Linked DNA regions of Homo sapiens: region 2 is linked to region 1. Evidence: read pairs that join two places in POLR2A ChIA-PET (ENCODE). Cell type or tissue: GM12878. All regions are shown on one strand. Links, peaks and the distances in the headings refer to the core of each region. The heading gives the core; the rest is flanking DNA.

Region 1 (7,740 bases), core at 86-5,085:
GCCAGAGAAGACAGGTAATAAAGGTAATTCTTCCCTGTCTTAAAATATTTCTATTAGCTCTCATAACCCCTAATATAATGAGTACATCTGACACTAGTTAACAAATGTGACCCAAAGGAACAATGTATGCAGGCCAAGCCCTAATTTCCCATTACATTAAAAACACCCATGTTCACACCCCACATCCTGTACTTCCTGGCTTGACTTCATTTTAGGCCCTGGGTCTATGATACTTTGTATGCTTCTTTATGTACAGGACTTGAAAGCTGTTGGGTTTTTTTTCTTTTTTTGGACAGTGAGAGTGGTCTTATTTCTTCCCCTAGTTTAGGTCACAGCAGTTGAGTCAGGGTATCATGCTATCGCAGGGCACAAATTTCTATCATCATCCATAGATCACTGGATTAGTTGAAAAAGTCACTCAAATGCTGACCAGGAGCACATGAACTTCTGTTTATTTCGGACTTTCTGATAAATGGTGGCCAGGTACACAAGGTTGAATCTGTTAAAATTCACTCTAAAACACAATTTGTCAAAAGGAATTAAAAATAGCAGAAAAAAAGTCCATTTAAACCACACACCCAAATCGACTGTTAGTGTGGACTCTCAGTTCTAAATAGTAAAGAAAAAATAACTGCCATTCCCACAGGTTTCTGTGTTCCCATCTTTCCTAATGACCTTTCCTATGACATCCTTCATGCAATAAATACAGCTCAACCTTTCAGCCAAAACCCTGTAGTTCTAGGCTCTTTCATGATAATGATGAAGTGCTCGCTGCTGCGGATGGGCAGATAGAGGACAAATCTCAACATGCCCTGACATGGGAACAGTTAAAAAGGAAATGTGTCCAGAAAGGCTAACATGTTTTGAAATATACTTTAGAAACCTGATGCCTGCAAGCTCAATTGTTAAAACTGAATCATGGGATTCTCAGAGAACCTATGGAACCCCTACATAGAAGGGAGGGTTTTCTGGGTATACTTTAGAAGTCAACATCAGGAATGGTATATCAATTTCTCAAATATCCAAAAAAGGCCAGCTTGGAAATGCTGCAGGTTTAGCACCTAGAAGTCACGATTTTCATTCCGTTAAGCTGTTTGAGTAATAGAGAGTCCAAATGTCAGTGGGGCTTCCACATCAGTCACCTGCAGTCCCGCATTTGTACACAATACAGAGAAACTCAGCAGAGGCCCGCAGGCACATTTTTGGTTTGTGTAATTTTCCTTATTTTAAACCAACATTATTAACCACCCTTCTGCTAAATCAGTGACAAAAGAGAAAAAGGTATTTCCTTGATTAAGTAAAAATACATGTTTGTTTTTTTGGGTTTTTTTTTTTTGGTCCTAGATAGGCTTAGTTGTACTATTCTTCAACCGGCCCTTTTCCCTCAAATGGGGAAAAATCAGAAACCAGAGAGGGAATGGCGTTTCCACTGTTTCTCTCTTTGTGACTTTCAGAACCAAGGTATTTAGTACTCGATGCTGTTGGGATTCACTTCTTAGCTTGGAGCAAGGAATCTTCATTCTGTGTGACCTAACAGTTCAGAAGCTCCTATCCCCTCATGAGATACCTTACGTGGAAGAGAAAGGTTGGAGTTCTGCATCGTAGTCAGCACTAGCAACCTGGGTCATTCATTTAAAGAACTATCTTTAATATTTACTCTCATGACTAATTGCCCATGTGCATGTGCCAAGGCAAAACACAAAAGTGACTGTTTCCAAATGACTGTCTTCTGCTTTTAATTCCTACTTGCCTTCAGTTCTAACACAAGGTCCATCCTCTTCTTTCCCAAAGGATTGATATCATTGAGGATCAGGGCTGTGATGATGTCAATGCCATTGGATTCATGGGTGGCTATGCAGTTCTGAGCAAAGACACACACAGACATTCACACAAACGCTGGTCATAAATCAGACGTCAAAGGCCAACAGGCTGAACTGCTATTTCAACACAATGCTTACCACTCCCAGTAATGTCTCTAGGGGAGAGCTGCAAATTTTCCGTGAGAAAGTGGTAAGAATAAAAGACAGATGAAAATCTCTAGTTTCAGAATTAACAGTAAACAGTAGGAAAGTCCCCATGCACTGTAACTGATAAATTGGTTGTGTCTAATCCAAATCATGCAGCACAGTTGGCTTTTGTTCTTAAGGGAAAATATGGTGTATGACTGATTCTGGGTTCTGAACCCTTTTTCCCCTTTCAAGGTGTGTTCCATTCTCTCTAAAGCACTCTTTTTGTATTTTGTACTTTAGCTTAAGGCTTAAGCTTGGAAAGCAAGTTTCCTGTTTAAGGCACACAATATCAAAATTAATCATCTGCCCCCAGGTAACATCTCCGTTTGCAGCACAATCCACTCTGATCTGTTCCTTTCAACAGGCCCCTATTTGGCAGAGAAGCAAACTTGAGGTAATAAGGAAATTCACTTAGATGTCAAATAAAGCCTTTCCCCAAGCCTGTTGTATTTTTTTTGTTCCTTTTCATTTTAACTAGGACTACACCATCTGCTTCATGAGGGAACCGGGAGAAGAAAGTGCATCTCACAAAATGCTATTCTCACATTCACAGACAACTGAGACCAGGTTTTTAATAGACAATGAGTTGTCTCTCATAAACCGTTCTCCTCTGAATGAAGGGCCTGGCTCCCCAAGTCACACAAGTAACCTTCCCTGGCTGCTGGGTTTAGCACTGACCATTTGAAGCCTTGGTCGTCTCTCTCCAGTTAGGATGAAGCTATAATTTGGTATTAAAAAACATACTTGGCTGGGCGCGGTGGCTCAAGCCTGTAATCCCAGCACTTTGGCAAGCCGAGGTGGGTGGATCACGAGGTCAGAAGTTCAAGACCAGCCTGGCCAATATGGTGAAACCCCATCTCTACTAAAAAAATACAAAAATTAGCCAGGCATGATGGCATGCACCTGTAGTCCCAGCTACTAGGGAGGCTGAGGCAGAAGAATCGCTTGAATCCAGGAGGCAGTGAGCCGAGATTGCACCACTGCACTCCAGCCTGGGCAACAGAGTGAGACTCCGTCTCCAAAAACAAACAAACAAAACATCATACTCAACCTAGCACAATGCAAAAACTCACAAAATCCTTAAGATGCCATGTATAAGCAATGACTCTACTCAAGACAAGAAGTTATTGGGTTGTACTCCCAAAATATTCTTCTTTGAGAGACCAAAGTCAAGACTATCTCATCTTTCTTTCCCCTGAATGTCCATGATGTTTAAATCTCAACTATAAAAATGTCCTTATATTACTTTCAAGCTGTCTCACGTGTAGTAATTTTCTTCTCTCTAGCTAGGCTTAAACCCCCTTCCAGTAGTCACTCTTTGAAATCCCCTAGTATTTAAAATAGGTCACTGTCTTTTGGTTCTCATTTCACTCCTGCCTTATTGCCTACTCCTAGAAATCAAGTTAAATAGTTGGACATTCAAACCAAATCAAATGAAGCCAAACCTAGCCAAGGAAAGAGACCATGGACTGTCCCTCCAATGTCCTTCATTAGGAAGGTTCTGAAGTATCATGAAACACCATGGCTATTTCTCAACTGCTGGAAGACAGCCTCCTGTCCTACTGACTCCCTAGGCCAACAGGCACAGGCTTCGTGATTTCTGAACTAGTCTCTATCAACATTTCCAAAATGGGACACTTTTTTTCCCCATCCCAAAACAGAAATTTAATTACCTGGTTCTCATGGCAAGGTCCTTGACAGTATTCGGTCAGACTTTCCAGGGTTTGGTTGATAAGCGCTACATTCTTTTCATTTATATACAAGCCCAGAAGACCAAGGCCTCCAGTTGTGCTTCCACAAATACAGTCCAGAAACTGCAGGGTCTCACATACCAAATTGTAGTTGGTCTTGTTATTTTGGCAACGGAGGAAGTTCTGCAATTGGGTAGTCCCCAGGTTCGGTGAGCAAAGGCAGAGGGAAGAGGGAAACGTTATTCATCCTGCCATTCTGATAGCCTCTAATAGGTTGGTAATTATACAGAGAGATGCCACGTGGGAGAGCATGGAAGAGTCAGTATGCCCCCCACCACCATGATGATAAACCCATGGACTTGGTGTATGGCAATGGCCCTCAACAATGCAACCTGCTCTCCAAGGTGTAAGTATATGGAATGCAGTGCAGTTGACTCCTATAATCTTTTTGAGTCCTCATTTCTCCATTCACTTCTTAACCCTTCCTCTCTCCTGCCCACCCCAGCTTCCATCAGGTGTTGAGTTCAGAGGCATCTGACATTTCCAAGGGCGGTGGTTTTGTTTAAAGATGATGGTTTGATCTGAGTGCTGAATGCCCGGAGCCCAGCACTAGGGACAGTTCACCATAAAATGGGGGTGTGATCAGCTGGCTTACTCCCAGTGCCATGTGGCAGGAGCCTGGATTACTTGTTTGGCCATTTCCACGATTAAAGGAAGGAGTGACAGTGAGTAAATGTGTGTGTGCTTGTGTGCATGTGCCTGAGCAGGTGTTCTCCAGGTGAGTTCTAAATGTAAACAAGAGGCACAGATAGGAGCAAGACACTTCCTCAACAAAATTTAAAAAGCCACATTCACCCAACTTGAGAAATAGAGTATTTTAATGAGGAGATTTTTGTCAGAGGCTCCAGTCATCTGTTCTTAAAAAGAAGCAAAAATTAATTATGTATGTTCTTTTCCTCAGTTACCAAAGCGACATGCTTACTGTAAAAAAAATGGGCAATAGGAAAAGATTAAATGGACATGATCTTTGACCCAGTAATTTCCACTTCTATGAAGTATTCACTTCTACTCACAAAGTATGTATTGGATGTCCACTATAGTACTGCTTGTGACAGTGAAGAACTGGAAACAACCTAATTGCGCACCAATTGAGGAGTAAATAAATTACAGTATATCTACATCATTTAATATTATAAATTAGAAACACCGAGTAGATCCCTATGTGCCAATATGGAAAGATCTCTATGACACACTGTCAAGTTTTTTCAAAAAGGCATATAGATTAATATGTAACAAATGTTCCCGTTCCAATATATAGAAAAAGGACTTGAGGATACAGTGTAAATCAACAACCAATTCTCTATGGATGAAAGAGAGGCAACTCTTGTAACTAAATACTTATTTTCATTTGGTCTTTATAAAAAGAACATATCCACACATTCCTTGTATAATTAAAACATTTGTAAATGCACAGGTTAAGAGCTGGTAACCAAGTTCAGTGCTTGACTCATCACCAAACTAACCACCTCCTTTCTCCCCACTACAACTTAACCCAAATCCCTTTTGCTCCATAACAAGTTCAGGTCCAGGTGGGAGGTGGAGGGAGAACAGATGATTTGGGACTGTGTGGGCTCGATTGTTTCTCTAAGGGAAACCAGAGGAGGATTTCACAGCCATTTCTGCCTTGCTCCAGCTCCTCAGGGAAGATACTACCTGTTTGAGGGGTTGGCTCAGCCCTGCTCTGTGCAGGGGCGCTGGAGGAGTGTTTGGGACAACTCTGGAGAGGTCCTGGCTGTCCATGGCTGAAATTCACAGCAAGGCTCTCCTGGCCCATCTGTCTGTCAAACTTCTGTTACTGCTCCCAGTGAATTTAAAAAGGCATATAGATTAATATGTAACAAATGTTCCCATTCGAATATATAGAAAAAGGACTTGAAGATACAGTCTAAACCAACAACCAAGTCTCTATGGATGAAAGAGAGGCAACTCTTATAACATCTGAGAGGCAACTCTTATAACACCTGTCTCTCAAACTTCTGTTACCACTCCCAATGAATTCATTTCATTTAATTGAGATTATTTCAACCAGTGTTTACAACACACTTCAAGCACTCCTCATTCTCTGCCTGGCCTCCAGGCTCCCACCAGGCAATGCCCTCTGCCTGTTGCTCTCGAGGCCTCCACCCTGAATGACTCCTCTTCCTTCAGGATGTGGTCTAAAGTCACTTCTAGGAAGCTCCTCCGACCCCTGAGCCCTACTCCAGTGAGATGGGAGCATCGCAAGTCGCCTCTTCCAGCCTTCCTCACTCCTGTGATGTGCGTACAGAGGGACCGATCAACTCACCAAGGACCACGTTGACAGCGCTGGGTGCCCAGCAGCTGGCACAGGGACTGGCACCTACCAGCTGCATTGTAAACACTGGATGAAATAATCTGAACTAAATGAAATGAATGGAGGGAAGAGGACTGGGAAGTCCTCAAGGCTAGCTGGGCCCACGTGTTTCAAACTCCCCATGAAGACAATGGCTGCCCATTCCTGAAAGCCTCTCCCATCTCTCATGGCTTTCAGAGTGTCTGGACAGAATCTGTCCCAGACTCAGATCCATTTCCTCTGGCCCTCTCCATAAACAGAGGCACACCACTCACTACGAGGCACAGGGAACTCCTTCTTAGAGAAGAGAACTCCCCTTCAGCATGTACCACCCTGCCTTGTCCAAGCTAGAGAAATCCTGCCCTTTTTGCAGTCTTCCTTGAAGAGCCTGGGACCAAGTTGAGATGGGTGGGTTAAGGAAATGGAAGACTTCAAGTCTGTGCTTAGACAGACTTTGGTGGAAAGAGATCAGGACCTGCATTCATTACCCCAGGGGAAAAGCAAAGCCAGCTTCTCAGGGGAGGGTCCCCAAACACATGCCAACTGGCTGAAGAGAGGTTTTTCCCATCACATTTCTGACCACTGTAAACAAGGCTTGCTTAAGGCAGCAACTGCCTGTTTGGCAAAGTGAGACTTGGTGACTTTATCTCTTCTGAACATTTACCAACAGGAAAGTTAAGGTTATAAATATGACAAGCAACTCCGGGCACGAGCCCAAAGGGTGCTGCTGCAAAAGGCCAGATTCCTTCTCCCTCTGTGCTGACTCTGAGCTGCTTTACACCAGGAAGCTGAACACTCTCTCCTTATGAGAATGCCTTCTCCTTCCCTCCGATCCAAGAGGAATCCCTGACCCAGTGACCCACCCCCTGTTCTGGGATATTGCCACAGAATGGCACTCAGAGTGGCTGAGTCCTGCTTAAAACTATTCTTTGGAGAAGTGGATTTCTACACACCATAATTTTATTGGAGGCAAGTCACCACCTGAGAGAATCTGATTTTGCAGGAGTTTTTAAGGATGATTCCAACCTCCATCCTTGTGAACCACTGGTCCAGATCACGGGCTTCTAACTGGGCCCTGCAGAACCCTGGGGGCTCCCTACAATTCCTCCCTACCATCCCAGGGGTCTCGTAGGTGAGGGAGCACTCTAGTTTCCACTCCGAACAGAGCAGCTTTGCTCTCCTCTGCTGTACTTAGTATATTTCAACAAAGGATCCCGTGCGCTCCCCCAAGCCAAAAAGTTTTAAAGCACTGAACTGGATAATCTTTATGATACCTTCAAACATTATGTTGCTAGGTCTTTTTTTTTTAAGTTAAAATATGTTAAAATATACTATACACCCCAACACCCCACAGCACTGTTTCCAACAGAGCAATGCACTGAGGAACGAGTTTTGGAAGGACTTCATTAAAAGGTGCTTCTGTCCATGGGGTTCCCAGGGCATTGATTCAACGGAGAATTCTGCAGAAAGCTAAGGTATAAAACTAAAAATCTGAAGACTTCCAAACAAGAAATGATGAACCTGTGCAATTAAAGCCTTACTCCGCTTTCACAGTGGAAGGAAGTGGGTGTGTGGGCGAGGGAGGGAAGGTCAGGGAGAGAGGGAAGGCGGAGCAGGCCCATACCACCAGAGCTAAGCTCGGGAACAAGCACATTGGCACTGCACCTCT
Region 2 (7,740 bases), core at 1,606-6,605, 270 kb before region 1:
TTTTTTTTTTTACATAGAGTTAGGTGTCTCGCTCTGTTGCTCAGGTTGGTCTCAAACTCCTGGCCTTAAGTGATCCTCCCACTTTGGCATCCCAAAATGCTGGGATTACAGGTGTGAGCCACTCTGCCTGGCTGTTAATTCACTCTAAAACTAGACTACAGTACAGAATTATTATCCCCTCCCCAAATTGCCTTTAAGATTCAAGCCCCAGGTTGGGAACAGTGACTCATGCCTGTAATCCCAGCACTTTAGGAGGCCAGGGCAGGTGGATTGCTTGAGCCCAGGAGTTCGAGACCAGCCTGGGCAACATGGCAAAACCCTGTCCTGTCTCTACAAAAAAATTCAAAAATTAGCTGGGCATGGTGGCGTACCCTTTAGTCCCGGCTACTTGGGAGGCTTAGGTGGGAGGATCACTTGAGCCTGGGAGGTTGAGGTTACAGTGATCTGTAATCACACCACAGTACTCCAGCCTGAGTGACAGAGTGAGACTCCATCTCAAAAAAAAAGAAAAAAAAAAGTAACTTAAAATTAAAAAAAAAAAAAAGATTCAGGCCCCATCTAGTAGAACTAGACAGAGAAGCCACTCTAGAGATTAAATGAAAGAAAAGGCTAGACCCTATATGAAAGGAGGGGGGTAACGAAATTGAATAGACTGGCTAGGTGCAGTAGCTCACGGCTATAATCCCAGCACTTTGGGAGGCCGAGGCAGGCGGATCACCTGAGTTCGAGACTAGCGTGGCCAACATGGCGAAACCCCATCTCTACTAAAAATACAAAAATTAGCCAGACTCAGTGGTGTGCGCCTGTAATCCCAGCTATTTGGGAGGCTAAGACACGAGAATCCCTTGAACCCTGGAATCGGAGGTTGCAGTGAGCCGAGATCGCACCACTGCACTCCAGCCTGGGCAACAGAGCAAGACTCCATCTCAAAAAAAAAAGAAATTGAATAGACTGAGGGGAGCATGGGATATGAAGAGAAGAAAAGGAAAGATTCAAGCAACAGAGAGAGGTCACATTGGACTCCTAGAGTGCTGAGACCCAAGGCCTTGCACACACTGAAATGGCTGGAAATGAATCGACTAGAGTAGAGAAGTCACTCCTGAATTCCTTAGCCCTGCTTTAGAATTAGCCACTGAAACCCAGAGTAAACAACTCTTCTAGTTCTGATCGTGTAACTTGGCTAACAGTAAGTCCATTTACTTATGGATAGTATATTCATTTCCTAGGGCTGCCATAACTAAATACCACAGACTAGGTGGTTTAAACAACAAACATGTATTTTCTTGGAGCCTGGAGGCTAGAAATCTAAGATCAAAGTATCAGCAGGGTGGGTTTCCTCTGAGGCCTCTGTCCTCAGCTAGGGCTTCCCTCTGTGTGTGTCTGTATCCTAATCTCCTCTTTTTATAAAGACACTAGTCATCTTGGATTAGACCCACACATAAAACCTCATCTTACCTTAATTAATTCTTTAAAGGTTGTATCTCCAAATACAGACACATTCTGGAGTACTGGGAATTAGGACTTCGACATATGAATTTGAGATTGGAGGGACATAATTCAGCCCATAACAGAGTCTTCCTTTTCATGATAAGGGTAATAGTCCTAAGATTATATATGTGAAGGGCCTGGGCCTCAGTAGTTCCAATAAAAGGGAAGTAATACTGTTTCATTGTTAACCCACTATGGGATCATAAATTCCCTGAGGCTGGGGATTATGTTTGTGTACTTCTTTGTGACCTGCAGGGCCCAACATTGTATCATATAGTCGGCACTCAAAAAATGCAGCACTCACACTCTGGATGTTGTAGGAAAAAAATTACAGTGCTGTGGTTAAGAGCATGGCCTTTAAATTCAAGCACACTCAAGCTCAAATTCTTTTTTTTTTTTTTTTTTTTTGAGACAAAGTCACTCACTCTGTCACCCAGGCTGGAGTGCAGTGGTGCAATCTCGGCTCACCACAACCTCTGCCTCCCAGGTTCAAGTGATTCTCCTGCCTCAGCCTCCCAGGTAGCTGGGATTACAGGCATGCGCCACCATGCCCGGCTAATTTTGTATTTTTAATAGCGAGGGGGTTTCTCCATGTTGGTCAGGCTGGTCTCAAACTTCCAACCTCAGGTGATCTGCCCACCTCGGCTTCCCAAAGTGCTGGGATTACAGGCGTGAGCCACCGCACCTGGCCAGTAACTTGAGTTTTTAATATCTACCTCTATTCATTTCCTATTGCCACTACAACAAATTACCACGAACTTAATGGCTTAAAACAAGGCAAATTTATTATTTTACAGTTCTGGAGGTCAGATGAAATTAGTCTCACTGGTCCAAAATCAATATGTCTGCAGGTCCGTGTTCCTTCTGGAGGAGAATCCATGTTCTTGCTACCAGAGGCCACCTGTATTCCTTGGCCCATGGGCCCCTCTCATCTTGAAATTCAGCAACGATTGCATTGCTCCAACCTCTGCTTCTGTCATCACATCTCCTTCTCTGCCTCTGACTCTCCTCCCTCCCTCTTTCACTTACAAGAACCCTTGTGATTACCTTGGGACCATCCAGGATAATCTCCCCTTCTCAAGGCCAGATGATTAACAACACTCATTCCATCTGTAAGCTTAATTCCTCTTTGCCATATAACCTAACATATCCACAAGTGCTAGGGAATAAGATATGGACATCATTCCAGGGGATCATTATTTTACCTATTATACTACCTCTCAGAATTGTTGTGAAGGCCAAATGAAATAAACTATGCAAAGGTAAGGGGTGATTATTCAGCACAGTGCATAATCAATAATTATAGCTACTATTTCTGAGTTACATAATGTTCTTTACTTCCTAAGAATTCATTCTGTGAAATTACTCCTTGAAGGTTGGTATCATTTAGAACATTATAGGCCTGCGAAAATGAGAGTTACTTTGAAATTCAGACAGAATTTGTCTTTGTGTACTGATGTCTGGAATCGTAGCATCTTCAAGCAAACAGATGTTATGGATCATCAAAGCCAGCTCTCTAATTTTACCAAAGAGTTAACTGGGGCCTGGAGATGTCTATAAATGGCAGATCAAAAACTAAAACTTAGATTTGCTGTATGACACATATATTCAATGGCTAATCACGAGGCATTATTTCAATACTTATCTTCTACCTTTTTCCTCCCCGTAATCCAGAAAGACTGGAATCTGCATGATGTTCAATTCTGTCAATAAAATCATAATTTCTTGCATTTTACGTAGCTTTGCTTTTCCAGTGAAGTCAAAGACCCTTATGAAGAACCTTCTCCTGGAAACGGGGTGCCTGGTTGTTCATGCATAGTGACCATTTGTTTTGTGGTCTGATCAGCAATATTTTCTTTGAGCTCCATCCCTCATCCTATTTCATATTAATATATTCAGTTCGTTACCCCCAACCTTCACCCAAAGGTGGCCACATGACCCATTGACCAATCAGAGACTTCCCTGGGATTTTTACTACAGCTATTAAAAATATTTCTTTTTTTCCTCAGATTGTAACATAGGGGCCACCAGCAGCCATCTCATTTATTGTATAGAATTAGAGAAGCATGATTAAATCATCTGTTCCCCTCAAAAGACCAAATATCTAGGGATTCTTATTTATAAGAACCCAAATAAATCTTTCTGTTCTTATTGCTTAAACTGGTTTCATTTGAATGCCTCCAATTTGTATGTCAGAGTCCCCACTAATGCAACTGATATCAATTAAAGTAAAAATGTAATCTTTAATAGAAAACAGCTTCTAAACTTGAAGATTCCAGTTTTTTATAAGTGATTCATGAAACAATACTGAAAGAATATAGGAAATCATTTATTTTTAAAACTTTTTTTAAACTTTAAGTGTGGTAATCCTTAGCAAACTAAAGAACTGGTTTTGTTTTGTTTTTTTTGTTTATTTGTTTGTTGAGATGGAGTCTTGCTCTGTTGTACAGGCTGGAGCACAGTGGTGCAATCTCGGCTCACTGCAATCTCCACCTCCTGGGTTCAAGTGATTCTCCTGCCTCAGCCTCCTGAGTAGCTGGATTACAGGTGCCGCCACCAGGCCCGGCAGTTTTTTTTTTTTTTTTTTCCAAGTAGAGATGAGGTTTCACTATGTTGGCTGGGCTGGTCTCAAACTACTTCCCTTAGGTGATCTGCCTGCCTTGGCCTCCCAAAGTGCTGGGATTACAGGCGTGAGCCACCGCACCCAGCCAAGAACTGTATTTTGATGTGAATGAAGCCTCTTAAATTGTATGACCTGGCCATATGAATATCCAATCAATTACTTTAAAAATATTTACTTTGCATGTACTCTAAAAACATTTACTCTGCAAAAATATTTATATGCCAAGCACAGCTAGGAGCAGGACAACAATCAAGACTCATTTTCTTTCTTCTTTTTACACAAGTCATTTATGCTCACTGTGGCAATTTAGAAAATACAGCCATGCAAAAAGAAAACTAAAATAATTTCTAGTCCAGTTACTTAGAGAGCTGTTATGACTATGCTGAGGTGCACTGACCCAGACACTTTTCCCTGTACATGTCATGATAAAAGCTATCACTTACTGTGCGCCTCATTCATGCCAAGAATTAGGTTCAATGCTTCATGTGGATGATTTAATTTGACCTCACGATAGTTCTATGAAGCAGTGACTCTTCATCATCCTAATGTTATGGCTTGAGAAGCTGAGATAAGTCAAAGTGAAGGAACTTGTACAAGATCACACAGCTAGTAAATAGTGGTGCTGGGACCGAATAAGGGTAATCCCACTTTTATTATTTTAATGCAAAAAATAGGATTGTACTCTTTCGTATCTGCTTTTTTTGTTCAAAAATGTATCCTGAGGATTGTTCCATGAAATAAACCTACCACTTTGTTGTTAAGCACTACAGTGAACACCAAGTCACTCAACCAAGTGCTCACTTTGGACGTTTAGGTCAGTTCTAATTTTCCCACAACTGTGATGCCCACAGTCCAGGATAGGCCTAGGAAAAGGGGAGAGTATTACGTCAAGGGAACACCTTGTGGGACAAAAGATTCTGAACAGGCCATGTACAGTGGCTCATGCCTGTAATCCCAGCACTTTGGGAGGCCGAGGCAGGTAGATCACCTGAGGTCAGGAGTTCGAGACCAGCCTTGGCCAACATGGCAAAACCCTGTCTCTACTAAGAATACAAAAATTAGCTGGGCATGGTGGGGCGTGTCTGTAATCCTGTAATCCTAGCTACTAGGGGGCCTGAGGCAGGAGGATTGCTTGAACCTGGGAGGCAAAGGTTGCAGTGAGCCGAAATCGTGCCACTGCACTCCAATCTGGGCAACAGAGCAAGACTCGGTCTCAAAAAAAAAAAAAAAAAAAAGAATCTGAACATCTGGGGCAGCCTGAGCCCCAGATCTTCCTCTGACACAGCCTACCCAAATGAAAAGGAACCAGAAAGACAATTCTTTCAAACCAGACAATTCTTTCAAATCAGAAAGACAAAACAAGGTTCTTAAACACTCCCCAAAAAATCACACAAGCTCCTCAGCAATGGATCCAAATTAAGAAGAAATCCATGAATCGCCAAAAAAAGAATTCAGAAGGTCGATTATTTAGCTAATCAAGGAGGCACCAGAGAAAAGTCAAGTCCAATTTAAGAAAATAAAAAAAATGATACAAGATATGAGGGGAGAAATCTTCAGTGAAATAGATAGCATAAATAAAAAACAACCATTCCCTAACCCCTGGCTAGGAGCTTCATCACCTGGGCTAACCACTTGGGGCACCAGCAGTATAGAGAGAGGTCACCCCACTACTCTACCCAGTACATTATACTATCTATATTTGTTCACATCTGTTGCTTTCTAAAGTTCGAGGCATTTCTTATTCATGTTGGAATCCCCAGTGCCGAGCACTGTGCCTGCCATATAGCTCAATAATTGCTGAATTAAAGGAAACTGAATTATTAATATTAATACCACCATTTGAGAAGTACTAGTCCAGTTGTCTGATACCAGATTAGGCGTTGAGAAGATTTTTCATAACATACAACTAGAAATATTTATATGATGCTTAGTATGGACCTGGAACCATTTTAAGAACTTTACACAAAGCAGCTCATTTACTTCTCAGTACAATACTAAGTAGGTACTATTACTATCCCAGGCCGGGCACGGTGGCTCACGTCTAATCCTAGCAATTTGGGAAGGCGAGGTGAGTGGATCACTTGAGGTCAGGAGTTCGAGACCAGCTTGGCCAACATGGCGAAGCCCCACCTCTACTAAAAATACAAAAATTAGCCAGGCGTTGTGGTGGGTGCCTGTAATCCCAGCTACTTGGGAGGCTGAGGCAGGAGAATCCTTGAACCTGGTAGGCGGAGGTGAGCCGAGTCTGGGCCACTGCACAGTCTGGGCAACAGAACAAGACTCTGTCTCAAAAAAAAAAAAATACCAAAAAAGAAGTAAGTACTATTACTATCCTCATTTGACAGATGGGGAAACTGAGGCCCAAAGAGGTTCAGTTATTTGTTCAAGATTGTGTAAGTAGTAAGGGTCAGAGGCAGGATTTGAACCCAGTCTCCAGAGTCTACCCTGCAGGCAAGACAAATGCCCACCTATTGTTGAGCTAGTAGGTTCTTTATTACAGACAAACCCTCAGAAGACCCTGTCTGTCTGCAGCACAACCAGGGCCACTGTCTTGCTCTGAGCCAGTGGTGTCCAGATTGGAACCATTGACACACAGTACAAAGACTCTGGCCCTGAAGGCAATGCCGAATTCTTCCTCTGCTAATTGCTCTCAGAGAAACTGTTTGCAGTTCTCATAGCAGCTCTCCTCACATGGAGCAAGCTCTGAATATCAACCACGTTTAGGAGCGAGGGATTGAAGCATATGTCAGAGCCAGAGAGAGAAACCAGTGACAGCCTTCTTCAGGGAAGGAGTGTGAGTTTTTTTTTGCAGACAGGGCTGCTTTTTAAGTGAACTTCTCCTCTTCGTTTTTGAGTCCACCTGTTACCAGACCAGATGGCCCCAGCTAGCCTTTTCTTTCATAAGCTTCAAATAAAATGCAGCACCCTCTGGGATTTAACCAAATTCCACCCACTGACACTAGCTCCCTCTTTACCCAGGTGCTTCACATTGAAGACTCTTAGAATCATAGAATTTGACACCTACACAATCCTGACATTTACGAATGGGAAAATGGAGGCCCACAATGGGTTCTCAGACTCTCACTGAGTCTATCAATACATACTTAATGTACAGAAGGAGCAGTATTGAAAATAATAATAATAAAATAAATAAATCCTTAATGGGCTCTCACTATGTACTAAGAATTCTGCTAGGTTTGTGGATACAGATGAACCAGGCAAATATGGTACCTGGCCCTTCACAGAGCTTACAGTCTAATGGCCAACCTAAATGTGATTATTCATTTTCACGGGGAGAAGTGCTTTGAAGAAGTTAGAGTGCATTGAGGGTGTGTTCCAAAAAGGTCTGACCTACTGGCAATCAGGGAAAGCTTCACCAAAGAGGTGAAGCTGCAACCAGCAGGAAAGAGTAGGTACTGGCTCAAAAAGGGAGAAGGGAACAGGTGCTCCAGAAGAGGGGACAGCTTTTGCAAAGAAGCCTGAAACCTGTAAGAAACTGGCAGAGCCACAAGGTGAAGAGAGGTACAAAGAGCAGCTACAGAGCGAGGCAGACACATAGGAGCTTGCTGGCCTTGGTGAGAGATGTGAACGTTCTCGGGGGATACTGAAATGATCCAAGCAGAGGAGTG

Evidence for each region. ChIA-PET counts read pairs that join two places held together with the same protein. Peaks named below come from ENCODE experiments on the same cell type or tissue, not always from the same donor. Only the 100,000 strongest peaks of a DNase experiment are listed, where the experiment ranks them.
Region 2: POLR2A ChIA-PET joins it to region 1 with 5 read pairs; 4 of 35 experiments call an interaction of 5 or more read pairs at or near these places.

Annotation. Positions count from the first base shown.
Region 1 is chr3:4,771,385-4,779,124 of GRCh38, reverse strand. It overlaps ITPR1 (inositol 1,4,5-trisphosphate receptor type 1), which reads right to left. Exons shown (of 62, transcript NM_001378452.1): 47 at 3,683-3,883; 48 at 1,751-1,861. Among named protein-coding and RNA genes, the nearest start is that of EGOT, 24 kb to the right of the region's middle. RefSeq lists an enhancer at 2,412-2,481. In GM12878, for the core only: no CTCF peak of the experiment used is centred there; DNase peaks (open chromatin) are centred at 2,014 and 2,514; H3K27ac peaks cover 4,409 bases.
Region 2 is chr3:5,039,521-5,047,260 of GRCh38, reverse strand. No RefSeq gene overlaps it. Among named protein-coding and RNA genes, the nearest start is that of BHLHE40-AS1, 63 kb to the right of the region's middle. In GM12878, for the core only: no CTCF peak of the experiment used is centred there; no DNase peak of the experiment used is centred there.